Regions from separate parts of the Mus musculus genome. Here regions 1, 2 and 3 are each linked to region 4. A link is a loop called in an ENCODE intact Hi-C map of the cell type or tissue named here. Cell type or tissue: left cerebral cortex. All regions are shown on one strand.

What was found. A loop is a pair of places that touch in the nucleus more often than their neighbours do. Peaks named below come from ENCODE experiments on the same cell type or tissue, not always from the same donor. Only the 100,000 strongest peaks of a DNase experiment are listed, where the experiment ranks them.
Region 1: it touches region 4 in a loop (2.3-fold over the local background); 3 of 42 quality-filtered maps call a loop at or near these places.
Region 2: it touches region 4 in a loop (2.0-fold over the local background); 4 of 42 quality-filtered maps call a loop at or near these places.
Region 3: it touches region 4 in a loop (4-fold over the local background); 11 of 42 quality-filtered maps call a loop at or near these places.

The regions. Positions count from the first base shown.
Region 1 is chr1:97,858,625-97,866,624 of GRCm38, reverse strand. It overlaps Pam (peptidylglycine alpha-amidating monooxygenase), which reads left to right. Exons shown (of 26, transcript NM_001357127.1): 15 at 2,105-2,422. Among named protein-coding and RNA genes, the nearest start is that of Gm31771, 48 kb to the left of the region's middle. In left cerebral cortex, no CTCF peak of the experiment used is centred here; DNase peaks (open chromatin) are centred at 2,286 and 3,237; H3K27ac peaks cover 1,591 bases.
Region 2 is chr1:97,869,264-97,877,263 of GRCm38, reverse strand. All of the region lies in intron 14 of Pam (peptidylglycine alpha-amidating monooxygenase), which reads left to right. Among named protein-coding and RNA genes, the nearest start is that of Gm31771, 38 kb to the left of the region's middle. In left cerebral cortex, CTCF peaks have their summits at 32 (motif pointing right) and 4,581 (motif pointing left); a DNase peak (open chromatin) is centred at 4,547; H3K27ac peaks cover 301 bases.
Region 3 is chr1:98,091,743-98,099,742 of GRCm38, reverse strand. Pam (peptidylglycine alpha-amidating monooxygenase) reads left to right here and starts at 4,097. Exons shown (of 26, transcript NM_001357127.1): 1 at 4,097-4,258. In left cerebral cortex, no CTCF peak of the experiment used is centred here; DNase peaks (open chromatin) are centred at 3,635, 4,139, 4,480, 4,771 and 1 more place; H3K4me3 peaks cover 2,442 bases; H3K27ac peaks cover 2,108 bases.
Region 4 is chr1:97,973,015-97,981,014 of GRCm38, reverse strand. Pam (peptidylglycine alpha-amidating monooxygenase) reads left to right here. Exons shown (of 26, transcript NM_001357127.1): 2 at 3,756-4,158; 3 at 5,110-5,230. The coding sequence starts at 4,058. Among named protein-coding and RNA genes, the nearest start is that of Gm31771, 66 kb to the right of the region's middle. In left cerebral cortex, CTCF peaks have their summits at 2,588, 3,985 and 4,774; DNase peaks (open chromatin) are centred at 3,218, 3,868, 5,823, 5,929 and 2 more places; H3K4me3 peaks cover 3,890 bases; H3K27ac peaks cover 3,605 bases.

The sequences.
Region 1 (8,000 bases), 110 kb after region 4:
AAGGACTTGTAACTCTTTAGCAGTGTTCTCCTGTATTTCTTTAAGTGATTTATTAAAGTCCTTCTTGATGTCCTCTACCATCATCATGAGATATGCTTTTAAATCTAGGTCTAGGTTTTCGGGTGTGTTGGGGTGCCCTGGACTGGGCGAAGTGGGAGTACTGGGTTCTGGTGATGGTGAGTGGTCTTGGTTCCTGTTAGTAGGATTCCTACGTTTACCTTTCGCCATCTGGTAATCTCTGGAGTTAGTAGTTATAGTTGACTCTGTTTAGAGATTGTTCTTCTGGTGATTCTGTTACCGTCTCTCAGCAGACCTGGGAGACAGATTCTCTCCTCTGAGTTTCAGTGCTCAGAGCACTCTCTGCTGGCAAGCTCTCTTACAGGGAAGGTGCGCAGATATCTTGTTTTTGGACCTCCTCCTGGTCGAAGAAGAAGGCCCAAAACAGGGCCTCTCTCAGAAGCTGTGTTGCTTTGGCAGTTCCCAGAAGCTGTCAGCTTCTGTGGTGCAGACTCTCACCTGTGCAGACTAAAATCCTAAGTTCTAGGGAGTCCTGGAACCAAGATGGTGACCGCTGCTCCTGAGTCTGAGGCCGTCTCCCGAGCCAGGCGGACACCTGTCCTCTGGTCCGGATGGTGGCCGGTTATCTGCGGCCCGCCCAGGCTGCTGCCTCAGCGGCTCTGTGCTTCCGCCCGTCCCAGAAGCTGTCCGGTTCTCTGGTGCACCCTCTAACCTGTTCAGACTAATTTCCTAGGTCCCGCGGAGTCCCGGAACCCAGATGGCGACCGCTGCTGCTGAGGCTGAGGTCGCCTCCCAAGCCAGGCGGACACCTGTCCTCTGGTCCGGATGGTGGCCGGTTGTCTGCGGCCCGCCCAGGCTGCTGCCTCAGCGGCTCTGTGCTTCTGCCCGTTCCAGAAGCTGTCCGGTTCTCTCCTTTGTATCCCCTTGCACAAATGTCTTAAAAATACATTCTTCAGTGGCTTGCATCATAGCTAAACCATTAATGACTCTTTATCTTCTCCAGGCCATGAAGAAGGTTTATAAATGTTAGCAGTGATGCTGGAGACATAATTGAACATAACTAATCAGAATCTAAAATCAGGGTTTCCTAGTAGCCAAGCTGTAGAGTAAGTTAAGAACAGGAAGACCTGGAGTTGCCAGGGATCTACATGGGTTATTTTCTGTTCTGAGCAGACATCATGGGTTTGACCACATAAATGATGATAACTAAAGCATTGTATGAGCTTTCATTAGATATTGTATCTAACCACTGTTTTTATATGGTTTGCTTTCATAAAATCAAAGTGTGTTCTTTAATATAGTCATAGAAAACATTCAGTGCTGACTCAACTAATGATTCTCAACATTATTTTTCTTTTATGATCTTTGTTTCTCACTGTTTTAAAAGGGATTATTATATCAAAAACAATTCTTCTGGAGGTTCTTCACTTCTTGCTTGAGATGAGCAATTGGAACTAATTGGAACTACTTATGTTACTGCTAGGGAAACTATAAGACCGACGTCCCAGTTGCCCCCCCCCCACACACACACACACATAGATATATATGTGTGTGTGTGTGTCTGATAGTGATTGTTTCACATATATTACTGAAAAATATTTGATGTCCTGTAGCTTATGAATTAATAGATTTTTAGCAAATTTAAATCATTTGGTTGTGGTGTTAGCTTTCTCTAGTGCATCTGTGGCTATCTTATTGATAGATTCCTAAATTCTTAATTTCCTTATCAGTTCATTTAATCTGTGAAAGCCAATGTTTAAAATATGTCATGTACTCACAAGTGAATTATTTTGTTTTATTTCTATGAATCTGCCAATGGTCACAGTGTGGGAAATGGCAGGAAGAAGATGGTATACAAATGAAATGTAAAAATATGCTTCCAGTGTTGGACCCCCTCTCCCCTTCTCTCTGTCCCTTCCTCTGTCCCTCACATCCCTCCGTCCCTCCTATACATGAAAGTGTGAGAACAACCTTGCTTCTCACTCACTGTCACAATCAAGACTCGATATTTCTAAGGCACCAGGTTTTGTAAATGTTATGGTTTTATAAACACTGTGTGTCTTTATTTCTCTCCCCCCCCCCACAGGTGATTTCTATTCACTACTTTCCAAGCTGCTAGGAGAAAGGGAAGATGTTGTTCATGTGCACAAATATAATCCTACAGAAAAGACAGAATCTGGGTCAGACCTGGTAGCTGAGATTGCAAACGTAGTCCAGAAAAAGGACCTTGGTCGGTCTGACGCCAGAGAGGGAGCGGAGCATGAGGAAGGGGGTAATGCTATCCTGGTCAGAGACAGGATCCACAAATTCCACAGGCTAGAGTCAACCTTGAGGCCAGCTGAGAGCAGAGCTCTATCCTTCCAGCAGCCTGGTGAAGGTCCTTGGGAACCAGAACTCGCAGGAGGTGCGTTCAGGGTTTCTTTTATGCAATAAAGTGTGAACCACTGCGATCCACATTAGCAAAATCTGAAGGGAATAAAAATTAATAGGTATCAAAACTAACCAATAGAAAAAACTTATTGGAACAAGTATGACTTAGATTTGCGTTGTCCCATACCACGTTTTGTTTTGAAAAGATTTTTTCTTTTATTTTTGTGTTGGTCCAGTACTATATAAAGTCAACATTTATTTAGTGAGTCAATTCAAAGTAGGACCACACTTGAGTCATTTCGGAAAGAATGATATGTGAAATTCAGAGTAATAAATCAACATTTTCCTTTGGCTCAATGGGAAGAAATTGAAATTTCCAAAGGTCACCTATAAATACCATTGTAGATAGTGCATACACTATCTTCTCCAGTAATTAATGTCCTTCCAGAGGAATCAAATACTCTCAACATTTATACCCAACTGACTTATAAAATAAAACCATTTTTGTGACTGATTCCTTAAGTTCCTTTATCAGACGTTGTCTTAATTGAAACTTGAGTATACATTTCTGAAAGGAATCTCCAGTAAGTCAATAATTATCAGATTTATCTTTATTTCTAGCCAGAATTGGCTTCCATAATTAGAGAACAATACCTTATTCCCTTCAGGTTTCTGTACCAGCATGCGATAGCTGCCTCATCTTTGTCTTTAACGGTGCTGTGGCCTCTGTGATATTGACTGTCTTTTGTGTGACTTGCTAATGTGGAGAGCCGAATAAGACAGCATGTGGAGAGCGTCTCTAAAACAGTAACAGATATATGCGTGCATGGCAGATGTCCACGCGTGGGCTTGGACGGCACGGGCTGCCAGCTTGATGTTTTCAAATTCAGCTTTGCAGGAAGCCATGAATTATTCAACACCCAGCTGATTTTTATTTATAATTGAAAAAAAGAATTAGCATGCAGCGCCTTTGCTCACATGGAAGTTTCAAGTATTTTCCATGGGGACTGGCCTAATGGTCTGAATGAGATGTTAAGTGGAGCCTTCACTTTTAACTCCTCATATTTTAACAGGCTCAAACTGGTTCCAATTTTGTCCAATAAAACTGTTTCTCAAGAGGTGATCCTGGGACTCTTCTTGCTTGCAAATTACCTAAAGTGTTGAAGGAAAACCTAACTTCTGCTTCCTGTCAAAGAACAAGTGAACTGGTATCTGGGGTTACAGTGACAGTTGTGCAGTTTCGTGTGTCTCTACCCATCTCGTAACACACGACAGTTCTGTGTGATCCTCTGTGTTAAGAATACAGATATGAAAAAGGCCAAAGGTCTCCTGCCAAGTGCAAGTCTGTTCACACACAACACAGTAGAACTGTAGCACTCGATAGTCTATCACTTAGCTTTTCATTCCTGATTTTGAGAAACCCTGGACACTTTTTATCATCATGTGTGGCAACGGACAAAACATCATTCAGGTGCTGGAAAAATGTTTTAGTGGTTAAAAGCAAATATTACCCTTGCAAAGGACCTGGGCTGGATTCTAAGCACACACATTACCTGTAACTCCAGGGCCAGGTGATCCTATCCCCTCTTCTGGTCTCTGCAGGTACCAGGCACACATCCAGTGTCTATAAATACACACAGGCCATCATGTATACATATTTTAAAAGAACAGTGTGTATTTCTGAAGTCTTACTTTTTCTAAGAATGACATCCTCAAAGGTAGAAAGTACCTTTTTTCCCCCTGCATCATTTGCTATTCCCAGAACTAGTCATGAGACAGAGCTCAGAAGAAATTTCCTCTGAAGATCTCACGGGGGAAGTCTTTCTTCCTCTCATAAATGTGGGTAAATGTCACTACATTTAACGAGTCGTTGACTGTTAGGCAGCACAGATCCCAACTGGTGAAAGAGCTCTATGTGCCTTTTCTTTCTGAATTGACGTGGTTTTATGTTATTTCACCATTCTAACTCCAAAATTGTTAAAACCGAGGACAAAATAGTAAAATTCAGACGTGTTGAGGCTAGTTGTAAACACCCTTTTCCTAGTCCTCTCCCACTTGCTATTATAGGATGCACCAGGCAATAACAAAGTTTGTTCAGGTGGCATTTCATTGTATCAGGCACAGGAAGCTGGAATCTGCAGCAGGCTTCCGTATTCCAAAAAGAGAGTAGGAAGTTTGCATATATAGCAACCTTATAACATTAGTATTATTCTAACTTATGCGCCCGTCTCTGAGATGGGCAAGTGGGATAAACAGGATAGATTAAGTGCTATTGTTTCTCTCCTGCCCTTTCTTTACTCCACGCAAAGCTGAGAGTGGCCCTAATGGTCCTAGAGGAATTAGCTGTCTTCTTTATGTGTCTAATTTGCTAGATGGGACTTTATTAGCTGCAAAGAAGAGAGTTACTTTTTATATGGCACTGGTGAAGCAAAGATGCAAGGCTATTTGGTCACTTAACATTATAGCACGGAGTCTTTTCAGATATCTTTAAGGCATGTTAATTGTCAGAAGAAACTGAAGCCAAGAGAAGTTAACCTATTGAATGAGGTACTGCAGTCTAGATTTAAAAACTCGACTGTTATGATGTCCAACATGCACTGTCTAGTGCCTTAATTTCAATCAATTCCAGATTGGTTAAAGTTGCTTGCCTTGTTCATTGGAATTGTGGCCCCTCGCTGCTCAGAGACTGAAGGTGTCTTGTCTCCTCACAACCCTTGTCCTATGTCTCTAGTTTTTGCCTTCTGTACAACCTGTAACCGTGAGGTGGACAGCAACAGAAATCTATGTCTCCCATGCTTTCTATTCTGTTCTCCATATGTTGGAACTGTGATGTGGGGACAGATCCCACCCAGCTGACTTGATGGTTCAAAGGAGCATGAGTAGCAGACCAGCTCAACACTTTGTTATATGGTGTTAGGATGTCCTCTGGTTGGCCCGGGGATTTAAGAGTTTCTAAACAATACCATTTATGGATGTTTAACTTTGCCAGGATTGAACTTGGTTCTGCATCCTGGTGTCTGCCTTCATGCTGGATTTTCTACTTCGTTGGGGGTCGGATGTCAGTGATCCTAGCCTTCTTCAGAACAGGATTTCTGTGCTGTGTGATCTCTGTGTCAGGAACACACACTCACTATAACTTACCCCGTCCCAAAAACCTGCATTTGCCCCAAGTAAGATTCTTTTTTAAAATTTATTTTTTTACTTTATTTTATTTATATAAGTACACCGTAGCTGTCTTCAGACAGACCAGAAGAGGGCATGGGATCCCATTACAAATGGTTGTGAGCCACCATATGGTTGCTGGGAATTGAACTCAGGACCTCTGGAAGAGCAATCACTACTCTTAACCACTGAGCCATCTTTCCAGCCCCCCAAGTAAGATTTGAAAGCTCCCTAACAAGGGCTGTATGATGGATCAGACTCAGCTATTGAAGTTGCCTGCCTGCCTTTAAAAGCTCCAGCCATTCCATTAATGCCTTGGCATTTTTTTTTCTTTTAATTCTCTAAGCTTTAGTGTTCTCATCTGTAGAGTGAGGATTACAATCCTTGTAGGGCTGACATGAGAGTCAGATGAGATTACACATGGGAAAAGTTGCACATCAAAAATGAGGAAAGTGTCAAATCATCAATATATTAGATTTAAAACCCCCGAAATTAAGTGAGCAAAGAATGAATATTGGTTTTATCATAACTTCTGAATATCCTTTTTCTTAGTGAGAATCATTGAACATTTTTATTTCTTGAGAATTTCATACATGAGTACAATGCATTGTGATCATATCTGAAACCCCTGCAACTTTTCACGTGCCCCCCATTCTTCCCAAATTCATGCCCTCCTCCTCTTCTATAGTGTGTGTGTTGTGTGTGTGTGTGTGTGTGTGTGTGTTTCTGGGTGACCTAGTAATTTAAATTATTGTTGCCCAAATGCGCATGGCTGGCCAATGGAGCAGAAGCAACTATCCCAGGACCCTTGTCCCTGGAGTAAACTGACTCAGCTTCCCTCAGGAGCTGTCAAGGGCCTTTAGCTCCTCAACTAGAAATGGGACCTCCCAAGCCCTCCCCTGATCATTCTGGAATATTGATTGCTACGGCTTGTGTGGCTGTAATGTAAACATCCATAGCTTTTATGAGGTCACAGGTTCAAAGGGCCAATCGTGTCTAGAAAATGTGATTTTTGTAACAGTCCCCTGGGTATTTTTTTAAGGAAGTTTATAAAATAGTAGGTTTCCCTAGTGGCCTTCTCAAACGGTCTTAGCATTACTTCTGCTCCTCCGTGCTCCCTCTGCTTTACCCCCTACACCCTTCTCTACGTAAGTCGCCCCCACACCCACCTCTACCATTTTTCCCTTTCTCCCTTAATAGCATGTTCGTTCCCCTCTCTGCAGTTCATTCTCTCCCCCCTTCCACCATTGTTCCTTTTTAATTTCCACATTTCCATATTAGTCTGAGGTATGCATTCCAGCCTGAAGATTCAGGGCTAAGGATCGGTAACTAGGAGAAAGCATACATTTGTCTTTGTTGGTCTAGGTTGCCTCATGTGGCCTATTTTCTTGGACTTTTAGATAGGAGCAGCGTTTTACACATTAGTGAATTATGAGTGTTTGGTAGTATCTTATGGTGAATTTGTGGATCTTCAAATCTTTGACCAATTTTGTTGATCTACATTGGTGTTTTATGAGCTACACGAATCACAGGATGAGCATATTGGGCTCAGTGACAGAGACAAGTTTTACACATTGGGACTTAATGTTGCTTGGTTTCTGTTATTCATTGTTTAATATCTGTACTAAGATAGAGGAGAAATACAATCTTAAGCTGCTTCTGGAAAGTTGGCTTGTTAAGCAACCAATGAAAATTTGCAGTTTGTTCTACCCAGCTTTAACTGGCAGATTTTATCACACTAGTATATGTTAGCATATGAAAAACTGGTCCAGCCATCAAAACCCTATGTATATTACAAAATAATGATGCATTTGATTGACATTTTTTATTCAATAGAAGAATCCAGAAGTCTTTATTCTTATGATTCATTGATTTTTTTATTGTTGTTGTTGATTGATAAAATCAACTTTCACTTAATCTTTGAGAGCATCCTTAATACAGATTCGTTCATATGCTTGTCTATGGTAAAGTTTTATAGAATTCCTAGGTTAAAACAAAGCATTTGGCTGGCCGAGTTTTCACCTTTGGAGTCGAGGAGATGATAACCACAGACAACAATTTAGTGCTTACTTTGAACAAGGCTCGGCATCATGGATGTGTTAATTCATTTGGTCCTCAAAACCACTAAGTTATAGTCACATCTTTGAGAGGCACAAACTAGGGCATGTGAAGGTTAAGTTATATCCTCAGGGCACCAACACTCTGAACCCAAGAATCCAAGTCATGGAGACCTGCTCCCAAGTCTTGCTTGCTAAGAGGTTTGTCAGTCTGTATCCCTCAAGAATATAATCTGACTGGATAGAAAGACTGATAGGCAGATGTTCCCCAGGTACCCTGTCATATCAGCCTACAGTTACAATAATCATAGTGTAGACTACTCTTCTCATATGTTCACTGTCTACTTAAACAGTTTGGCCACAATGAGAACCCTGCTTGCTTGCTCTGTCTGA
Region 2 (8,000 bases), 100 kb after region 4:
TAGAAATGCTCTATCTGTACACCTGCTTACCAGTAGAGGGCACCAGATCACATTATAGATGGTTGTGAGCCACCATGTGGTTGCTGGGAATTGAACTCAGGACCTCTGGAAGAGCAGATAGTGCTCTTAACCACTGAACTGTGTCTCCAGCCCAAAAAGAGTAATTTTGATTGGAGACTGGAAGTTTTTTATAGAAAGGGACCCATGGCCACTACAGGCAAGAGAAAGGACCCTGGATCCAATACAATGAACAGTGTAGATGATGTGTTTATTAGTTTTGTTACTGTAACAAAATGCCCTAAGATATGTAACTCTATTTTTAAAAGAAGGTTATTTTGCTTACATTCTGGCTGCAAGGTAGCCTCCATCTGCTGCTAATGAACTTTTTTTTTCTATAGAATTCTGAGATGTTATAGGGTAATCTGACAAAATTTCAAACTTATTAACAGTTAACAAAAAAGGAAAAAAAATGTTTGACCTTAAACATTGAGGAGACAGAAATCTATCCAATCCTTGATAGAATGGAACTCAGTTAAGACTTAAAGTGCTTAACTTCCTATCAGTTGGGCATGATAGAATTGCCTTTAGCTTCCACACCTAGAATGAGGGAAATAATAATAGCTATGTCACAGGGATGAAATGTGTTAAAAATATGAGGCTGTCAGCAAAGTTATAAGGTCCTGCTAACCATAAATGCAGTGGCTACTGCTACACGGGTTATAAGCTATTTGTAAGATTGTTATCTGTTAGCCTCAAACATCGTAACAAACAGCTTCCCTATGATTGTCCACAGCTCTCCTAGCATAAATATTAATGACATGCTCTACCTTTCCCAAAGTATCCCATCTGGGGAAATTAATTATGTGGTTACCTTAGCAGAGCGTCCCAGAATAGAACTAGAGAAAACCACTCAGAAATGCACGGGTTGATGGAGGTGAAGAGCAGGTATCTGTGGACCGTAATGCAGAGACTCTAATGCAGTGAAGCTCTGTCAGTCACAAGCCAGCTAGAGTGGAAGGTTCAGCATCGTGATAGGTTTCAAGTCCAGACCAGGATTGAAAGGCAAGGGAGCAACCCTCCTCTCAGCATAACGACCAGAGGATCATGGGAATTCCTGATGAGTACTTCCAGTCAGGAAGCAAAAGATGTTCATAAACAGTGTAATTTGGAATTTGTGCTCACTAAAGAGAGAAGGGAAAGTTCAGTGTTTTGGATTGAGAGAACGATTATGGAAAAAATATAAAAATGGAAAAAAGAAAAATAATTCAATTTTAGAGATGTTATGTTTCTAATATCAGGGAAAACACCATCAAAATAGAAATTCTCAGAATATGGGATTTTTTTAAAGATATCAAAAAGTGTGTGTGTGTGTGTGTGTGTGTGTGTGTGTGTGTGTGTGTGCATATATGTGTGCATGTGTGTGCAGGAATATGTCCACGAGTGCAGGTGCTTTTAGAGGTCAGAAGAAGTCAGATTCCCCTGGCACTGGCTTTACAGGCATGTGTGAGCATCCCAGTGTGGTGCTGAGAACTGAACTGAGCTTGTCTGGAGGAACAGTGTTCCCTCTTGTATGCTGAGCATTCTCTCTAGCCCCCCAGAATACAGTTTTATAAAGGAGTCTGGTACTAGCAAAACTGCAGAGCTAGGTGTGATTTTCCCAGAGATAAGAGCTTTAGCAGCAAATGACCAAGACCACTGGGTATGAGAGGGAAATGTCTAGTATAGACTTTGGGATGTGACAACATTCTCATATGTTGTGCAGACAGACGAAAAACTGAAAGCAAAGATGACTGGAGGAAATTTGTATAGAACATCATGAAAAGAGTTTCCAATAAATTGCTACCTGCCTGCCACTAACAAGCCACAGTGATGCATTTCCTGTCTTTGAACTCTTGATTGGCTCTTGCAAAAGTCACACAGTGGTGGAGTAGGAACTGAATATGTCTGCCTGCACCTAAGCAAGGGAAGTGGGCAGGAGTAAGGACATATAAGAGAGGTCCTTTACATCCATGTGGTGCATACTGGATATTTATTGTCATTTAGTTAGAAGTAAGAACAACTCAAACATGGCTCAGGTATAGTAGCCACATGACAAAGGCTCATTAGCCCTGGGTAGGTAGAGGCTCTAGTGTTGACCATTGCAGTTGTACCACATTGTCATTATCATGAAGTTCCTTTGGGTTATGCTGGAATGTTTTGTAGAAGTAGAAAGGTGTAAGTGTGTGAGGGTTAGGAGTCTGGGGAATATAGCCAATGGGCTCTTAAGGAAGTGTGGCTCCACCCATCACAAGCAAGGCAGCAGAGGGAGAGCAAATTCAACACCATGTGTCAGAAGGGGAGCACTACCCAGTTTCTTCCCATAAGCACTCAAACCTTCAGTGAGTATGTTTATAGCCTAGAAGGATAGGCAGAGGTAGCCATCCAGTACACTTGAGTAGGCATAGTTGCCTCTTCATGTGGATTTTAAAAGACATGTGGATCAATGGAATAGAAGACCCAGAAGCAACCTGTATTCTTTAGGGTTTTACTGCTGTGAACAGACACCATGACCAAGGCAAGTCTTATAAAGGACAACTTTTAATTGGGTCTGGCTTACAGGTTCAGAGGTTCAGTCCACTATCATCAAAGTGGAAGTATGGCAGTATCCAGGCAGGCATGGTGCAGAGAGAGCTGAGAGTTCTGCATCTTCATCTGAAGGCTGCTAGTGGTAGACTCGTTTCTAGGAAGCTAGGACAGGGTCTTAAAGCCCAAGCCCACAGTGACACACCTACTCCAACAAGGCTACACCTCCAAATAGTGCCACTTCCTAGGCTAAGCATGTGCAAACCATCACACAACCCAAGAGTAAAACAAACTACCTATAAATATTTAAATGCTTTTAATCTATGTCTTGAAAGCTTTATATGTGTATACAATCTACTTTAGCATATTTCCTCCAGTTTCTTTCATCTCACTTCCTTTGGACCCCTTCTTTTTTTCCACCTCACCCTCCATTACTCATGATTTTTTGAAAGAGCCACTGAATCTTATTAGAGTTGTTGACATGGCCATAGGTGTGGTGTTACTAGCTGGAACATGGCCACCATAGCAATGGCTACATCACTGAAGAATGAAATCGCCTCCTCCCTCTGCCCCTATGCCAGTAACTGCCAATAGATTTTCATCTATAGATGGGAACCTCATGAGCCCTCCCCAACAAGGTCAACAGTTAGGGTTCAATCTTGGGCAGTAGCCACAGCTGCTCTGAGTTCATGAATGCAGTGGTCATGACCAGGAGATCCTTCCCATTTCAAGCAGCCCTCCCCAGTCTCTGGCTCTCATATTCCATCTTTTTTCTCTTCGGTAATGACCTTTGAATCATTGAGCATGTGTTACAGATGACTCATTTATGGAGAACACTCAGCAGTCACAATTATCAGCCTTTTAGCCAGTTGTGAGTCTCTGCATTAACCACTGCCCTCTGAAGGCATCACTGACCTGTGAGTGTGGATATGTCCTTGCTCCGTCAGCAGCCTGCATACCACCTTCTGCTCCACCCACCATCTCACCACACCTCTCCACATAGGGATCCTAGATTCACCACCAACTCCACCAGTTCCCAGTGCCCAAGGAGGATTCCTGGCACTCTGAAAGCTAGTGCCAGCTCAGTGACAGCTTGATTGTTCTATGCCACATAATAAAAGTGAATAGTGTCTTCAACAATAGGTGAACAACCAAGATCAGGGCAAGAGCATCTATTGCTTTGGAGGGCTTCTGAAAATCTGCCTGACCAACAGTTCATGGGAATGTATCTCTTACCCTGTTCTAGGATTTTTGTTTAGTAATCTATGTCTTCTGGGAGCAGCAGCATCTGCCCATGTGTGGTATCTCATTTCAAGCACCTTTAAAATTTATGCTTCTTAGTTTACAAAGTACTGAATTTCTATACAGCCTTTCCATGTGTCCTTAGTTTTGATTAGCCCTCCCCATCAATGTTTGCCCTCCTTCTATCTCCCCAGCCCTATCCCCTCTTAAACAGCCACCTTTTTACACAAGGGTGTCAAAAAAGATGCATCAAAGCCTCTTTAATAAATGGTGTTGGGAAATCTGCTAATATGTAAAAATCAAACTAGACCCATTTTCTTATTCAAATCAATTGAAAGTGGATCAACATGAGAAATTCTGAAAATGGCAAAGGAAAGCTTAAGGGAAACACTTCAGTGTTTAGATAAAGGCCACGGCATTCTGCAAAGGACTCCAGCAGCTAGAGAGGAAATAGCAGTCACTGACGATTGGGGTTATGTTAAACAGCATCTGCAAAATAAAATAAAATAAAATAAAATCTGCAGAGTAGAAAAGTATGAACAATAGGAGAAAATTGTCCCAGCCAATTTCTTCTGTTTATATCCTGTCCCTTCTAACATGCTCATCAGACCTATTTCCCAAGTTGAGATCTTAACATGTCTAAGAGAAATGGCTACCGTTTCAAGATCCCATCTATCCAGGAGCAGCCCAGAGAGGGGGAGAGAAAGAGAAAGGAAGAGAGCAATTGACTGATCAAGGTCTTTCATAACGATTTGGGAGATAGTGAGACAGCCATCTAGTGGTCTCTGGAGCTGTATTTTCACAGTTCAGTGAGGCCAGTGTGCAACCAAGCCTATCATGTTGCTTTAACATTTTGCCTTCCTAACCGGACGATGATTTTAAATGACTAGTTCAACAGAACGGCAGCATTCTGCATTTGGTATCTTAGGACAGCTTTTAGACTCTGGTGAGGCTGAAGGTCTGTGCAAAGTACTCAGTCTCTTCCTCCTGATGTCATTGATTCTGATTTGAAATTATGCGTTCTATCTGTTCTTGAAATAACATTGTATTTTATTTTCTATGTGAAGTGTCCCATTGCAGGAGCACAATGAACTGTTTATACTTTGTGAGACAAAAGACTTTAGCTGAAACAGATTAACTTCTTCTGGAAGGCAGAGAGTGTCTGTGACCTAACCAGTTTGGTTGAGTCATTGTTTGCTTTGTTTCCGTTAAAGAAATTGCCCCATTGTTTAGTAACTGTTTTCTGGTTGAAAATTTCACCTGGGATAGGTTGATTTCATGGGTAAGAATTGCAAACCTACTTTGAATTGTTGAGCCAAGATTATTTGTAACTATGTCAAATGTGTTTGCCTAAGTTTGGAAAGACTTTGTATCCCCTTTTTTTTTTTTTTTTCTTTCCATTTTTTATTAGGTATTTAGCTCATTTACATTTCCAATGCTATACCAAAAGTCCCCCATACCCACCCACCCCCACTCCCCTACCCGCCCACTCCCCCTTTTTGGCCCTGGCGTTCCCCTGTTCTGGGGCATATAAAGTTTGTGTGTCCAAAGGGCCTCTCTTTCCAGTGATGGCCGACTAGGCCATCTTTTGATACATATGCAGCTAGAGTCAAGAGCTCCGGGGTACTGGTTATTTCTTAATGTTGATCCACCTATAGGGTTGCAGATCCCTTTAGCTCCTTGGGTACTTTCTCTAGCTCCTCCATTGGGAGCCCTGTGATCCATCCATTAGCTGACTGTGGGCATCCACTTCTGTGTTTGCTAGGCCCCGGCATAGTCTCACAAGAGACAGCTACATCTGGGTCCTTTCGATAAAATCTTGCTAGTGTATACAATGGTGTCAGCGTTTGGATGCTGATTATGGGGTGGATCCCTGGATAAGGCAGTCTCTACATGGTCCACCCTTTAATCTCAGCTCCAAACTTTGTCTCTGTAACTCCTTCCAAGGGTGTTTTGTTCCCACTTCTAAGGAGGGGCATAGTGTCCACACTTCAGTCTTCATTTTTCTTGAGTTTCATGTGTTTAGGAAATTGTATCTTATATCTTGGGTATCCTAGGTTTTGGGCTAATATCCACTTATCAGTGAGTACATATTGTGTGAGTTCCTTTGTGAATGTGTTACCTCACTCAGGATGATGCCCTCCAGGTCCATCCATTTGGCTAGGAATTTCATAAATTCATTCTTTTTAATAGCTGAGTAGTACTCCATTGTGTAGATGTACCACATTTTCTGTATCCATTCCTCTGTTGAGGGGCATCTGGGTTCTTTCCAGCTTCTGGCTATTATAAATAATGCTGCTATGAACATAGTGGAGCATGTGTCCTTCCTACCAGTTGGGGCATCTTCTGGATATATGCCCAGGAGAGGTATTGCTGGATCCTCCGGTAGTACTATGTCCAATTTTCTGAGGAACCGCCAGACGGATTTCCAGAGTGGTTGTACAAGCCTGCAATCCCACCAACAATGGAGGAGTGTTCCTCTTTCTCCACATCCTCACCAGCATCTGCTGTCACCTGAATTTTTGATCTTAGACATTCTGACTGGTGTGAGGTGGAATCTTAGGGTTGTTTTGATTTGCATTTCCCTGATGATTAAGGATGTTGAACATTTTTTCAGGTGCTTCTCTGCCATTCGGTATTCCTCAGGTGAGAATTCTTTGTTCAGTTCTGAGCCCCATTTTTTAATGGGGTTGTTTGATTTTCTGAAGTCCACCTTCTTGAGTTCTTTATATATGTTGGATATTAGTCCCCTATCTGATTTAGGATAGGTAAAGATCCTTTCCCAATCTGTTGGTGGTCTCTTTGTCTTATTGACGGTGTCTTTTGCCTTGCAGAAACTTTGGAGTTTCATTAGGTCCCATTTGTCAATTCTCGATCTTACAGCACAAGCCATTGCTGTTCTGTTCAGGAATTTTTCCCCTGTGCCCATATCTTCAAGGCTTTTCCCCACTTTCTCCTCTATAAGTTTCAGTGTCTCTGGTTTTATGTGAAGTTCTTTGATCCATTTAGATTTGACCTTAGTACAAGGAGATAAGTATGGATCGATTCGCATTCTTCTACATGATAACGACCAGTTGTGCCAGCACCATTTGTTGAAAATGCTGTCTTTCTTCCACTGGATGGTTTTAGCTCCCTTGTCGAAGATCAAGTGACCATAGGTGTGTGGGTTCATTTCTGGGTCTTCAATTCTATTCCATTGGTCTACTTGTCTGTCTCTATACCAGTACCATGCAGTTTTTACCACAATTGCTCTGTAGTAAAGCTTTAGGTCCGGCATGGTGATTCCACCAGAGGTTCTTTTATCCTTGAGAAGAGTTTTTGCTATCCTAGGTTTTTTGTTATTCCAGATGAATTTGCAAATTGCTCCTTCTAATTCATTGAAGAATTGAGTTGGAATTTTGATGGGGATTGCATTGAATCTGTAGATTGCTTTTGGCAAGATAGCCATTTTTACAATATTGATCCTGCCAATCCATGAGCATGGGAGATCTTTCCATCTTCTGAGATCTTCTTTAATTTCTTTCTTCAGAGACTTGAAGTTTTTATCATACAGATCTTTCACTTCCTTAGAGTCACACCGAGATATTTTATATTATTTGTGACTATTGAGAAGGGTGTTGTTTCCCTAATTTCTTTCTCAGCCTGTTTATTCTTTGTGTAGAGAAAGGCCATTGACTTGTTTGAGTTAATTTTATATCCAGCTACTTCACCGAAGCTGTTTATCAGGTTTAGGAGTTCTCTGGTGGAATTTTTAGGGTCACTTATATATACTATCATATCATCTGCAAAAAGTGATATTTTGACTTCCTCCTTTCCAATTTGTATCCCCTTGATCTCCTTTTGTTGTCGAATTGCTCTGGCTAATACTTCAAGTACTATGTTGAAAAGGTAGGGAGAAAGTGGGCAGCCTTGTCTAGTCCCTGATTTTAGTGGGATTGCTTCCAGCTTCTCTCCATTTACTTTGATGTTGGCTACTGGTTTGCTGTAGATTGCTTTTATCATGTTTAGGTATGGGCCTTGAATTCCTGATCTTTCCAGAACTTTTATCATGAATGGGTGTTGGATCTTGTCAAATGCTTTTTCTGCATCCAACGAGATGATCATGTGGTTTTTGTCTTTGAGTTTGTTTATATAGTGGATTACATTGATGGATTTTCGTATATTAAACCATCCCTGCATTCCTGGAATAAAACCTA
Region 3 (8,000 bases), 120 kb before region 4:
GTGTTTTCTTCCTCTCAATAACTGCATTCTGTGATATTAGAAAGACCGGTTTCTGGGGGATGGGGGATGTATGAATCATAATTAGGCCCTCTAAGTGTCAACCACAGCCTGAGTAGGGAACACCTGTGGAGCAGAGAATTAAAAATGAATGATGCCCTTTGTACCATAATGATAATACATTCTGCTCTCTGGGAAGCTATTAAAATATTCTTCTTTAGAATTTTTTTCAAGTCTATTTTAAAGCGACACAAGAGAAGGTAATACAGGGTATTCAGGAAGGCTCTGTGTACTTAACCTGGCAGAGCTTTCTACAAAATATTTTGTTATTTTATTTATGTGTGCATCCTACAGTGAAAGTGGGAAGGCCCTGGAGTGTATCAGAGCGGGGGGAAAAAAAGCAGAAGCACAGGCAACCCGTTTACATTGCATGGAGGCAGCCTAGCTCAGCTTAACTATGTCTTATTATATTTTTTGATTTGGGGGGGGCTGTTTGATGCATACATTTCATAAATGTCTAATCTCATTTAAATGACCATTTACATCTGTGAAATACACTTTGTGCCCTTGTTCTTCTGCATACTCTTGGAGCCCAGGAGTGTGGTGATTCCTTTGTTTTTTCAAAGGAAATTCGATGTGCACATTCTCCTTACAAGGGTTAGTAGAGTAAGACAGGGAAGCGATCTTAGTGATTCTACTTAATGAGGAAAAAACCCTTCCCCTATGTGTACACTGATGGGAATTGCACAAGTACAGCAGGAAGGGGTTTGCTGTTCCACGCTCAGAGTTTCTTTTCTTAACACCATGAAATTAAGAACGTGCCAGTGTGGAGCTGCATACCCCTGATCTCTTTCAAATAAGCAGTGTAGTATATTATTTCCTTTATGTTCTTTTACAGCTCATGCAGGGAAAGATAATTGAGTCCTTGACAGATGTCTATATTTCAGAGGGAAATTTATTTGTGAAAGAACAAACATGTATTACTTTTAACACAGGGCTATTCATTATGTGGGCCACAAGGTGCCTTTCGATGACTTGTAAATTGAAATTAATATTTTCTCTTGCCGTCCTAAATATGCATAAGCAATTTTGACTGGTTGATGCAACCAACTCAAAGCTCATTCTTGGATTTCCATGTAGCTTTCTGCTCTTGATCAAGACTGGGCACTCTTAGGTCATATGTGAAGTGCAGAATAAGAAAGCATTTATATTTCCTTCTTTTTCCAGAGAAGCTCATGGACCTGCACATTCCGCAGTATTTGCAGAATAAGTACTCTCTACCGCACCCATCCTCGCAAGGAAGTGTCTCTTAGATGTGGCCCAACAGAAGGGAAACAGCAAAGATTCTCCACGAATTCATCTTTACTCATGTGTGCTTAGAATGTCTACCTTTACTTGAGTGTGCTCAGAACGTCTATCTTCCAAACCAAACACGGGTGTTGTACAGATGAGATGCTCCTAACAATTTTGTATGAGGTGGGTCAGCTTGGAGAACTGCGCAAGCAACAATCACATGATGGCAGATTGAGAAAACAATTGGGAGCTTTACAGGGAAATGTGTACCTCCATCTGCTCCACAGCACTGCCTATGAACATGCTGCTCTCCATAAATTATGCCTCACGTTCTTAGCTGTTGGCTGGCTGCACATCTTTTGCACCATGACTACGCATAGCATTATAGAATTAAACTGATAGCATACAGTACCAGAAAGGACCTTAATTTAATGTTATCCCTGTAGGGGATGACTTTTTCAGTGGTAGGAGAAGGCTTTGTTATGGTTTGCTTCTAATTATTGCTGCCTACATACAAATTGGCATGCCCTAAAGCCACAACTCCTGAAGCTCTCTGGCTGCAGGCTTGAGGTGGCTTCCCTAGAGGGCTGATGAGTCTTTTGTCAAATTGACAGCAACTAGAGTCACCTGGGAAGTGGGACCCTCAAATTAGGAATTACCCTCATCAGATTGGCCTCTGGAGTCATTGTCTTGATGTATTCCTGACTGTGGGAAAGCTTGGCCCACCAAGGGTGGTGCCACTCCTAGGCAAATGGCTCCAAACTGACTAAGAAAACAAGCTGAGCAAGCTATTAAAAAAAAAAAATCCAGGAAACAGCATTCCTCTGTGATGGTCTTTGCTTCTGTTCCTGCCTCTAGGTTCTTGGCTGAGCTTCTGCCTAGTCCCTCAGAGATGGACAGTTTCCTGAAAGTGTATGCTGAACAAACCCTTTCCTCCCAAGTTGACTATTGTGTGTGTTTTATCACGGCAACAGAACACCCAAACCAAACTAGGACACCAGAACTGAGTTTGCATTCTGAAACCCTAAACTGTCCACCAGGAGCTTGAGGGTATGAGACAAGAGTATAGTTAGACATTTTAACGATCTCTCTCTCTCTCTCTCTCTCTCTCTCTCTCTCTCTCTCTCTCTCTTTCACACACACACACACACACACACACACACACACACACACACACACACACACCTGTGAACAAGAAATTTTCTTGGGATCAGAAGGTATTGTATTAAAAAAAAAAAAAAGTCCACTACAGCCTGAGAACACTAAATCAAGTTTTCTTCTCTCACAAAAAATTAACCATTTGTTTATTTGTTTGTATTGGAGAAGGCACATATATCTATGAATGTGCATACAGAGAGCACAGAAGAGTGGCTATCTCAATGACACCTTGCTTCAAAAAGGGTTTTAAGAGCTTGTTTCATTTAGACCAGGGTAAAGAAATGACTTAGGAGCAATGCCAAAGATCAGCCCTAGTGTGTGTCGCCCTCATCAGTAAACTGAATCTGTTTCTGACGTCTTTTTATGACATTTAGTTTCTACAAAGAATTTCTTATCTCTACCTGAGAACCTAGGGTCAAAGGCTTTCCCTGGAATTTGGGTTGAGAAATAAAAGCTCAGACTGGCCTGGTCAACCTGATTTATCTCTGGCTCACCACTGCTGCCTGATAAGCTGTGATAGTCACTGAAGTAGTTTCCCTATGGAGAAATGGATTTTCTTTCTGGGAATTCCCCTGTGGCTTGAGAGCATAGCCTCCTTCACCCTAGCTCCCCCTTTCCACTGCATTTTCTTCATCTCATTCCAGGGACTTCTTCCACATCTTCAGTGACCTTCTTCCAATATCCCCCAATCCTGCCAAACAGAACTTCATAGATGGAGGCAGAGAGGAGCTCCTTGAAAAGACCAGCACTTGGTTGCAGAGCCACAGTAGCACAGGGATCTGCTGCGACAATAAGATTAAATAAAAGATATGGTGGAACTCTGGAGAAAGAAGCAGAGGACTTTGCACAGCAAGGGCACCATGAATACTCCAAAAGTCACTACACAAGGGGAGATTTAAATACCTGTTTCTATTAAAAGCTCTTCAATTGTGTGTGTGTGTGCGTGGGGGGGGGGGTGTGCAGATAGTAACGCGCAGTGACCAAACCTCTACCACACAACACTTCTGGCTTTTACTCATCCTGTCCTATTTCTCTTGCTTTAGGGCGATGCCGGGATGGGACTGGTCTGGTTGTCTTGTGTGCCAAAGCTGAGTGCTCCTCAGAAGCAGAAAGGGACAGCAGGTGGAGGTGGGAAGTCAGGAAAGGCAAACCTCTGGTCTTGGGGTTCTGGCCAGGAAACCGCATGCAACCTGTGTGTGGTTCGAATTCAGGGACCTGGCTGCAGGAGGTGACTTCGAATGGAATTACACCTCAGCTAAGGGTTCGAAACCAGCATCTTCTCTCCGGGTGCAGACCACCTGGCAGAGCCCCAGCCCAAAGGGCGCTGAGGAGGAAGGAGGTCCCTCACCCCCTCGGGAAGCAGCCCCCTATCCAACTCAGATCTCGTCCTCTACCTCTTTCCACGCAGCTGGCGCGGTCACCGCGCGGGGCTGGCCAGAAAGGACCCGGGACTCCGCCGCGTCCCAGAGACTATCGGGCCCTGGCCTTCTCCACGCTCCCCAGAGACCTTGGGACAGTGGCCACCCTCCGACCCGCCCGGGACTCCAAGCACCCGCCGCGCGCTCCCCGGGAGCGGGGAAGCCAAAGCCGGGCTCTGAGGGCTGGAGGCGGAGCCGAGGCGGGAGCCGCCCCGGGGGAGGGAGCGGGCGGTCCCGGAGCCCAGCGCGCGGCCCGGGAAGGAAGGAGGCCAGCAGCGGCCGCGGCCGCGTGCTCAGCCTGTCCCCGCCCTGGGACCCGGAGCCTCCAACTAACTCCGCCCGCCGCCCGCGGGCTCCCGCTTCCGTCCCGGGAAGAGCCTGCGGCCGCGCAGGTTAGTGTGGCCGGCGCCGGGCGCGGCGGGGAGAGGGTCGGGCGCGGGGCGGGGCGCGGAAGTTGGGCAGAGGCGGGGCGGGGAGCGGGCTGCTGGTCCCTTGGCTTCCTGGCGCAGGGACCCGGTGGGTTTCCTCCGGCGCGGCCGGGGTCCTGGCATCCGGCGTCCGAGCCTTCCTGGCATTCCCAAGTGCTGGGGTTGTCAGCACCACCGCGTTCTTCACCGGTGCTGTGCCCACTGTGGCACTTTAACTGCGCCCTCGCCTTTCTGGGCGCGTTTGTTCATTCGCCTTGGGTTTTTTGTGCCCCCCTTTTGGACAACTCTAAGTGGCGGTTGCGAAGCCCCGCGGGACCCCGAGTGGATCCTTAGGACTAGTTTGAGCGTTAGTAGGGGCCGCGCAGATTGACAGCTACGGACGTGGAATACCGACTGAGGCGCTTGAAGTGCTGGCAAGTGCCTGGAAGCATGGAAATTCCCCATCCTCATCGCCAGCCCAGCTCTGCTGTCTCCCCGCGGTTTTCTGCCAGCTTTAGAGTGTGTGTAATCCTCCAGGGAAGGGTGATTGCTCTGTCAGGCAGGATGGACAGTACCCACTACTTCCTATATTCACTAAATCTGGTTGGGTCACCTCATCTGTGTGGCCTTGGTACTCTCTTCCATCAGAATCTTTGTTGACCTGGACAAATACGCGTTGTTCTGTTGGCTGCTTAGAGCTTGCTGGGACGATTTTAGAGGGCTGTGTGGTGGTTTTGAGCCAAAGTCTTAGGCTGAAGCTCTGTGCTAGTGGGTCCCTGACCTGAGTTTGGTCCTAAAGCTGAGATTTGGTGACTTAAAGATGAATTTGGCCTGGAGCTCTTTAAGTCTGAGAGGGACAGCACCGCATTTTCTGGAACTGGTTAACAGAGCTGAAACTGTCCTTTATCCAGCAAACCCTATGTCTAAGCTATGGATCTCTGTTCCCATGGTTATAGAAATTCAACTACCATGAAGATCCTACTGGCCCCAGTCTTAGAGACAAGAACTTTTGCTTCAGATGTTTTGTTGTCTCTACAGTCTTGTTTCCATCCTACAAGTAAAATTAATTTGGGGGGGGGGGGACCTTCTTCTTTGTAAAGTGAATTCAGAAACTTAGTTGATAATCACAGACACAAGAGACATCGTTTAATGTCTTCTAACTACCTTATAAGGAAAACCGCCAAGAAAATCAGCTTTATACTCTGTATTAAATGGCTAAGGCCTGTCATTCTTATAGCCTAAATTTAATAGACATTTTCATGAGTCCCTGTATTATGCAATGCAAGTCTGCTGGGTGCTTTATAGAGCAAGACATGGAATATATTTCTTGCCCTTAAGGGCTTTCTAAACTAATTTAGTGACACCTATATCTTTATATGGACATCAAACATATTCTAACAGCAATACGTGGCTTGTAGAAAGTGTCAAGAAAGCTGTATATAAGCCCTTGTAGGTCATAATTTTGTGAGGCTGCCTCACAGAATGGAGTAAATACCAGGTTCACTAAGAATGTACTTTCTAAAACTAATGTCTCAAATGCCCAGGTTTCATCAAATAGACGCACATTTGGAAATAACTATTTTAGAGCAAAAGCAGCCAGTAAGACAGTGGTCCTAATGCCGGGACCCTTTAATATAGTTTCTCACATTGTGGTGACCCCAACCATAGAATTATTTTTTCTTTATAAGTTCATAACTGTGATTTTGCTAATGTTTTGAATTATAATGTGAATATCAATATTTTCCCAATGAGCTTACCCTCAAGGGGTCTCGACCCACAGGTTGAGAACCCTCACTTAAACACTGTATTATGTGGTAATCAAATACTGAAAAGCTACCATAATTTTATCCAAAACTTCAATTAACTGGGTAACCACGTTGATGTTTTTCTCCTCCTCTTGGGAAGGAAATTATAATGCCTAGAAAAATAACTAGAGAGTGGAAAATTTTGTTTTTATGAACATAACTTAAAATAACTTTATTATATTAATTTATTTATAGGGGGAGGCACAGGCACACATAGGAAATCAGAGAACATATTGTGGTAGCTAGCTCACTACTTCCTCCATGTCAGCTTAAGGTCTCACACTCAGGTTTCACACTTGGTGACAAGTACCTTTACCCACTGAGCCATCTTACCCACTTGCAAATATACAGTTTTCAATAGAGTAACACTTTAATATTGTATTAGATACTTGTCTGATGCTGTGATAAAACACCATGATCAAAAGCAATTTATAGAAGACAGAATCCCTTAACCTAAACATTTTGTAATTTTCCCAGACAGTAGCAATATTGTTCAAATACTGGGTTCAAATATTGAATCTATGGGGACATTTGTTATCCAGGACACCACAGGCACAAATGTCTGATGAACACTGGATTGGCTTTGCAAGTCTCACTTAAGTTAAATGAAACTTGTTTATTTGTTTGTTAGCCACGACAACAACAATTAAAATAATAATAATAATAATAATAATAATAAAATAATAATCACTCTGAATGCTCTTGAACTTTAAAAAGGTGAAGGATTGACTTGAGCTCTTTCTTTCCAAGTAAGTTGTATTTTATAAAATGCGATGACACCAATTCTTTCCCTAGTTCAAAGAAAAGTTAATTTACCTGCTGGCTGGGTGGAGTTTCATAAGCTACATGCATTCCTGTGGAACTTTTGAGAATTGATTAGACCTGCACAATAAGGCCTGGCAGGCTGAAGGGCAGGCTGAGGAGTGTGCTGTTAACTTTACAGCCGCACTTATAGCTCAGTAGGTTCGTTATCTCGTTTATAACGTGAGATTAAAGATTCTTATCATTGCCTTGGAAACTGTGTGGTTTGATGAAACGGCCATGAATATCAGACTCTTGATTCTTCACTTTAACTCCTTTAGGCTGCAAGAGCTAATTGTTAAAACTACATAAAAATAGCTCAAACAGTTAGGCTATGAATAAAGTGTTCTTGCCTTTATGTGCAATCAAGTCTACTTGGGGAAACTTGAATAGTCTATTGTCTCTTTATTAGGTCTTTTGTTGTTTTTGTTTTGTTTTGTTTTGAAGATGGAGACACTGTTTAGTCCAGACTAGGTTGGCACCTGGTATATAGATGAGGCTAACCTCGAACTCGTGATCCTCCTAATCTCAGCCTACTGAATGCTGATTATAGACCTGTTATTAATTAGGTATTTTCTTCATTTACATTTCCAATGCTATCCCAAAAGTCCCCCAGGCCCCCTCCACTCTCCTACCCACCCACTTCCACTTCTTGGCCCTGGCATTCCCCCGTACTGAGGCATATAAAGTTTGCAAGACCAAGGGGCCTCTCTTCCCAATGATGACCAACTAGACCATCTTCTGATACATATGCAGCCAGAGACACGAGCTCCGGGGGGTACTGGTTAGTTCATATTGTTGTTCCACCTATAGGGTTGCAGACCCCTTCAGCTCCTTGGGTACTTTCTCTAGCTCCTCCATTGGGGGCCCTGTGATCCATCCAATAGCTGACTGTGAGCATCCACTTTTGTGTTTGCCAGGCCCCCGCATAGCCTTATAAGAGAGCTATATCAGGGTCCTTTCAGCAAAATCTTGCTGGTATATGCAATGGTGTCAGCGTTTGGAGGTTGATTATGGGATGGATCCCCGGGTATGGCAGTCTCTAGATGGTCCATCCTTTTCATCTCAGCTCCAACCCTTGTCTCTGTAACTCCTTCCATGGGTGTTTTGTTCCCTGTTCC
Region 4 (8,000 bases):
ATATGTATTTGGAGCAGCAATAATTGCGAGCATTTAGTACACACTTAGCCCTGTCCTTAGGAGATTAATTCACTTATTCCTGGAATAGCTCTTATGAAGTAGGTGGTGTGATCATTTCTGTCAGTGAAGAAATTAACGCATAGGAAGGCCGTGTACTCACTCCAGCAGATAGAGCTAGACACCCACCGGACAGTTTTCCTTCAGCTACTCAGTTGCCACAGTCTTCCCCATCTCTCATGGAGTATACTAATCCATGAACAAATGGTCAAAGTGCTTCTCTGAGTCTTTAACCAATTGCAGATTTCAGGGTTTCCTTTTATCTTTGTTAAATAAAAGCAGTGAAAGTGACCCCAGGTAGTTTTATGGTCCTCTGCTGCAGCCCCAACTTACTCCCTAATGATCGTCTTCCAGAATTAAAACCCATAAACTGGAAACCGTCCTTGCCTGGTGAAATTATGGATGTATAAACAGTATATGTGCTTTATATTGCAGATAAAATAGGGTGCCCGGGCTGGCTGTCTCTAGGAAACAGTCTTTATTACTGCATCTCAAACACATCATGTCCTCTTTCCCACCTGGGCTCCTTGGCTTCTGCTGTCTGCTATACCAGGCACGCTCAGGCTGTGCCTTCTGTTGAAGTTGCCATCTAACATTTCTTCTTGTTCATACCATCTTGAAGACACTTCCCTTTCTCAGATGTCTGAGGTGCTTTTATGGTCTTTTCTGAGACTAGTGCTTCCATCAGTTGTGTGAAGTTCTTACCTCCGAAGTAACTTACCTTCTCCTTTTAGTGTTAGTCATATGAACAAACCCAAACACAGATCATAGTGTTTTGTGCATTATACAAAATTAAGTAGTTTTGAATGAATAAAAGCATTGTCATGGTAACATATAATGTGAATTTTAAACATCTTGAGAGAAAAAAACTGGAATCCTCTATATCCTACATTAATAAGGATAATAAAATAAAAATGAAGTGGTAGTGGTTAAACATATTTATTATAGTATTATAATGTGTATCGCATCTTTGAAAGATTTAAGAACCATAGTTCGCTTTCAGTTCTATAGTAAAAGGTATTGTATTTATGGTTACAAATACCACCTGGGCTTCTGCCCACAGCTTCTCTTCTCTTCTCTTTAAGTGGATGCTTTAGGGACATCAAAGGTAATAAAAGCAATCAAAGAGTTCAGTGGAATTTTATTTCCAAGGTTAGTACTAAAGGGTGTGCTCCAGTTACAGAATTTTAACAATAAGTTTGTTTTCGAGTATTTTGTTTAAGGCCAAGCCTCCTTGCAGCTCAAGCAAGGACTGTCCTTGAACCCTGTTCTGAATGGAACAGAATTCCTTTCCTAATATATACACTTTTCAAAAGAGAATTTCAGGGAATGTTCTCCATTGTCACTGGACAGGACTGTACTTGTTTGGGCACTAAGACACTGGTGTAGCCTTCAACATTAATGTCCCCATCCCCAGGAGGCCTTTTCCTTTACCCAGAATAAGGACATCTCAAGGTTTTTGTTGCTGATTTCAAACAGGGAGCCAAAGGCAAAAGTTCAAACAAACATTAACAGTCTTCTAAAAACACCATTGCTTATGCAGATCACCTGTGGTCCTTGGGTGCTGGCGAGCCTCAAGCATCCCTGAAGTAGTTGAACATTAAATTTTTGTTTATATATTTGGTGTGTGGTATTTAACTTAGATAGTGCTGGCCATGATGAATATCATTCAGTTTACAATTCATGTTTATTTATGTTCTTGGTTTTTACACACACACACACACACACACACGGCATAAGCTTCACTATACCATGAGTTATAGAGGGAAATTTGGAAGCTAACATATTATTGAGGAAAATGTTTAAATTATTGAACTATCATTCATTTTTTGTACTAGCAATTGACCTTAGAGCCCCTTCCTTGCTAAGCATAAACTGTACCATAAAGTAACTGTCCCCAGCTCCTGACTTTTGTTATTTACTGTTATTCATCAAATCAACTGATTTGATATTCTTTGGGCCATATTTATAAATATGGATTAAGCATTTAGAACTCTATTTTATAGAAGTTATTTTCACAATGTACCTGAAATATTTTAAATTAATGCCAACTATCATTTTCAGATTTAATTCCTAATCTGAAAAATGTTCAGCTCAACAGACAAGTCTATGTTTGATTATTTAGAGTTTAGCCTATTGAAGTCCTAGGATTTAGCTTAGTTGAGCTGTATGTGGAATGTCACATATTCTGTGTGGCTTCTGCAGACAACAGAGGGAAGTTTCCCCTAAGCCTGAAGGAGTTCACATTGAGTATATTGACAAAGATTAGCCCAGGGAAAAATCATACAAACTTAAACACTTGGGGAAGAGGGGAAAGCACAGTATAGTGGACAAAGATAGGATTGTGACTCTCCCACTAGCCAGAAATATTCATAAACACGCCACTTTTTTTCTGTAAGGGAGGTGGTGTTTGCAAAATATAGACTGCACATTTTTATTGGCTTTAATTAAGGCTCCAGAAAATCACCTCCCAGAAAAATCACCCCTTTGGTATTTGTGTGTGCCTGGGCTATGTTCTGGTCATGGGAACCTGTCCAGTAGGGGTGCATTTCTGTTTTCCATACTGAGATAGTAGGGTTTCAGGCTGAGCGTGGAAGACAGCTGTGTTCCCTTCTGCAGCTGAATATTCGTATTGGAGAAACACAATGCTTGTGTAGAGAGGAGGAAGAAACATAAGAGGACCCTGATTTAGCACCTTCTTTTAAAGGTTGTTAATTTCCTTTTCATAAAACTATTCAACTTAACAAATCTGCCATAGTTTTGAGGTATCCTTCCCTGAGCCCTCATCTCTCTTATTCATATTAATATGAAGTTCTTGACCATAGTCTTTCTAGATATACTTCATTTGGAGGATGGCTGAGACCCTTCCCACTCCTCTCCCACCTTTTTCTAATTCTCTTACTAGTTTCTAAACTTTATGTAGGATAGGATATCTTTGGGGATACATACCACAACAGGAAGAAATTATTGATTTGTATATTAGATGCCAGATTTTTAATGGGCCTTTGCAAGGCGCGTTTGTTAACTGTAGGGTTTTAATTTGTTTTAAAGTAATGCTGAGAACTTGGGCAATTGCTTATGTAGAGATGTCTGTGCAGGCAGAAGGTATCTCTCTCTACCCCTTCTCCTCTGTAGCCCCGCTGTGCTTGTACATGGGATGCCTTTGTTCTCATATTTTCTGCCCGATTATCGTGGTCTCTAAGTGCTTTGTCTTCGCCTCTCTGGTTTATTCCTTGTGCCTTAGTCAATGATTTGAGTGAATAACTTTGTTTACATTGAACGGAGATCTGGAGCATGGCTTTCTTTTTGATGAGATGAGAGAGTGATAAAGAAACCCGGAGAAGTGGACTAGATAGAAAAGGAAGGCAGGGTGAAGAACCAGGTAAAAATCGGAACAGTAAAATAAAAAAAAAAAAAAACAAAAAAACAAAAAAACAAAAAAACAAAAAACAAAAACAAACCCTGAGTGGGTGGAGGGGAGGAAGAGCAAGCTAAGGCAGGACAGGGGCTTTGCTCAGGGTCTGTGAAGTCACTGGGGCTTGTCGCTGGGGTGGAGAGAGATCAACAGACCAGCATTTTCCCCAGGCTTGGGCGCAAGCTTGTGAAACTCCTCGTGTATTAAGGAACCTCAGCTGGGATTTGCTGAGGACAAATGCTGTAATGTGTTAGTCATCCATTATCGGCTTCTATTTTTGCAGGTTCCGAATGATGACTGACGCGGGTCTGCGCGATAGCCCTCACAGCCCCTGGCGTTGTGAGCGATAAGGACCCTGCTCATCCAGCCCTGTGGCTGCACCGGCTCCCGGACGCTCTGGAGGGCGGGCGGCTCCCGCGGGCGGGCGGAGCGGACTCCAGCGCCGCTTCCCACGCGTCCGGAGCGGACGGAGCGGACCTGGCTGGCCGCGCATCGCCCTCGCCTGGGGCCATGAAGTAGCTGCGGCCGCCAGCCTTGCCCTCCCGCTGGCCCGGCCACTGCCCGCTGCCCCGGTCCTGCGCGGACATGGCCGGACGCGCCCGCAGCCGCCTGCTGCTGCTGCTGGGGCTGCTCGCCTTGCAGAGCAGCTGCCTGGCCTTCAGAAGCCCACTTTCTGTCTTTAAGAGGTGCGTGTTTGGCTTGTTTGTTTTCTTTAGACTGGAGGAAGGACGTTGGGGTGGGTTCTGTGCATGCTCCTTAGAAATGTAGTCACTTGAAGTAACCTGGTTCTTGGAAGAAAAAAAAAAACTCTACAAGGCTGATTTTTTTCTACCCAAAACGTCTTCCAATTTTAGCTCAGTAACTTCTCCTGAAGTGCCCCTTGCATTTAAAGCCCACTCAATCGTCCTATAGCCAAGCTGCTACCCTGGCTTTCGGAACTCCAATTAGAAGTTGTGATTTCCAGAACTAATCGCTCCCTCTTGGAGAAATATTTCAGAAACTGCAATATAGTTGTTTAGACTTGAATGCCTTCCTATATGTAACAGCTGGAGGAATAAAATATCAAGATAGATCGGTGGTGGGGAGAAGATCATTGGCTGTAATAGCTCACTAGGAAATATCGAGCTGTATACACGCACCTCGTAATTACCATATGAAATATTTATGTACTTGTACGTTTGTAATTCACATCGCAGTCTTTATTTCGCCCTCATATAATTAACTGTACCTAGCAAGGCTGTGCTTAGGGTTTTCTGTTGTTTATTTCCGATTAGTAATGTTGGACGCTCATAGTTGACAAAATGCCACGGGGTTACAGTTCACAGTCTTGCCACTAGAAAACTAGCACGGATGTGAGGATGATAACGTCTTCATTAAGTAGAAATAAATATGGAAGTATAAGCTTTTATTGGGTCGAACTTTATACCCTGCTTAGTTCTTTTGGCTTTATTTTGCTTACAAATTGGTTATAAGTTGTTCATAGACAATAACATGATTCTGGGAGTTAGGATTGTTACAGAGCCATTACATCTTATAGTTTTTATTAGATCTATATTATTAATCCTTAAACTTAAGGACATAGGCTTTATTTCTGTCCTCCCTATTATGTTCAAGGATGTTCAAATTATCTCCTTAAGGTTTAAAGAAACTACCAGATCATTTTCCAATGAATGCCTTGGTACCACCAGACCCATCACTCCTATTGATTCTTCGGATTTTACACTGGATATTCGCATGCCTGGGGTCACACCTAAAGAGGTGCGTGGAATTCTGTCCTTTTATTTTTCACCTGTTCTGCGCAATGTCTAGAATTAAAGGTAAAGCAAGGCATTTGCGTGTATAGCTGTGGTAACTTCTTTGCTTTCAGACTTTCCAGGTGAGGCTGGAGTCCTGTCAAATGGGTAAGACTTCAAGGGAAAATATTCAGTTAAATTAGGCTTATGAAAAGATTACCCACTTTGTTATTTGTGACTCAAACAGAAACTTTAAAAAAATCTATGTTTTGAGACTCTCTATGGAGAAATGTCCTCTGTAATACAGCGCCTAAATGTGCGTTACGATAAGGCAAAGTGTTCTAATGAAGGGAATAACGCTGAGCAGCTGCATCCACCAGATTACTGTGTCTTTAAAAGATGCTTCCAAAGCCGCCACCGTTAAGGTAGAAAATCTTGCTTAATACCAAGAACTTGAAAAATAAAACATTCCACGGTCTGGAAAGTTAAGGGAACTATTCGCACAGGTGGCAGAACGAATTTTCTAGAGCTCTCTTTTGAAGAGATAACAGCAGTGCTCACACAGACGTGTCGCAGAGCATGTGAAGTCGAACAAGGTTGCTAGGCACCCCATGTCTTAGCACACACAAGAAGCTAACAGTGCCACTGCCGTGTGTGTACAAGGTGTTTCATTAAGCATGAAAGGCCAGAATTAATTACGCTCTGCAGCCTGGCAGTGCGGGGATTTATGTATGTCATTAAAAGATAGCCCTGTGCTTTTTGAAGGGCTGTGGACGGTGGGAGGCCTGGATGTGGGAGAGCTGACAGATGACTCAGTCTTACAGATAATGCACGATTTGATTTCCTCTTTTTCCCCTGTACCACTGGGAAAATAAAAGTATTCTATTTGTTGAGGAAAAACGACTTTTGAAATGGACAACCAGAAGCTCTAGGAAATACATAGGCCTCTTACGTCAGGGTAATACCTGACAGTATTTGAAGACCTGAGTATGATTATCTGTAACTACTGTAGAGCTGTGAAGGACATGGCCCACACTGTCTCTGCATGACCACATCACCAGACAGATACCTCTTCTGTACATTTTATTTCTGTCCTGGCCCTGAGTTTTGTAATCACCTTGTTTAGTATTTAACAACGACACTAAAACCGGAGCACGAAGGCCATAGTCCCCAACCCAAGAAATTAGCTGTTTGTTTGTTCTCAGTTTTAAAATGTGGTTTTAAACTGTATTTATTTAAACTTAGCTGCTGCTTCTTTTTATACAAAATAATCACTAATTGGTCATCTGTCTTCCTTCCTCTCTTTCCTCCTTTCTCTTTCTTTTTCTCTTTCTCTCTCTTTCTTTCTTTCTCTCTTTCTTTTTCTTTCTCTCTCTCTCTTTCTCTTTCTTTCTTTCTTTCTCTCTCTTTCTTTCTTTCTTTTTTTCTTTCTTTCTTTGATTGTTTCCCTCTATATACTGTGAGCTACCCCAAACCTCCTGGTACTCTTCCTGTCTCGATCTCCTCGTTGCATGAGAGACAGGAATGAGTAAGAATGCCCAGCTTCTGTCTAAAACAGTCTAAAAGACAACTTGTCTTATATCACGTTTCCCACAAGAACATCATCGTTTTAATCAAATAGTCAATTAGAGCTATTTGAAAATATTCCTTTATTCTTATTATTGAGTAACAATAGTAGACAATTCTGTCTCAACCACTACTCTCAGAAAGAGTAACCAGAAGAGTTAATTTAAAAAAAAAAGTGTGGGAGAGCTTCGTTTTCATAAATTAAATCTTTATTCAATTTTAGAATCTTACGTGGAAAGAAAGCATGCAGGGCTTAAACTGCTGGCTGTTTGTCTTGCACTGCAGGCCCAGGACTTTGGCTCGTGTGGTGGCCATTTGTTGGTTGCCTTGCAGCTGAATCATTCTCCTCTTTGCTCTTTCTCTATAAGACCATGTGGTTCCCAGGAGTCAACTCAAGAGGGGGCATAAACCAACCAGGACTAGCAGATGGCTGGATCTGGCTTCCCTACCATGGTGATTGGTTGCAAAAAAGATATGTGTATTAGAGTAGTCCAATCAACTATTAGGACTTTTGCTAAGAATGTATCTTTCTCTTGTATAAGTGGCAAGCATGGAGCCCTGGTGTAACTAGCCTTATGGGAATGGTGTACCTAGAATAGTATAACAGAACACATTGTAGAGAGGCTGACCCAGTGGATGTTCCCGGTGATCTCAGTCTTGTTGGCACCATTGCTTATGTTAGCCTAGTTCATTCACGCTGGGTTGAGGTTGGTCTTGCTTGCAACTGCGACTTGCGATTGGATGGGGGGATTCAGGTGCTCTGAAACAGTTTTGACCTGGTTAGAATGTTTCAGTACATTCCCTCAGCACCCTTGACCTGCTTCCCCGCTGACCTACAGATGATGCACCTTGTAAGCATTCATGAAACATGACAGGCTGCCCATGACGGCCAGATAGAAAACCTCTCTCCTCCTCACCGTGGCACTCTTGATAAGGTGGTCGAAGAGGTGTGAGACTGTAGGTATGTTTGTGTGTGTGTGTGTGTGTGTGTGTGTGTGTGTGTGTGGAAGAAAGCAACCACTTTTGCCTCACAATGTGGCTAAACCTAGAGCTCACACAGACAAGGGTCAGCAGAAAGGAGATGGAAGAGGAAGATAGAATGAAGAATGTTAGGATGAAGAAAGTAAAGGGAGAGGGAGAGTGGGGGCTGAGTGAGACAGGTACAAGCCTTAAAAGGGAAATGAAATGATGGAGAATAGGAATAAATGGGGGAAATATAGAATACCTGG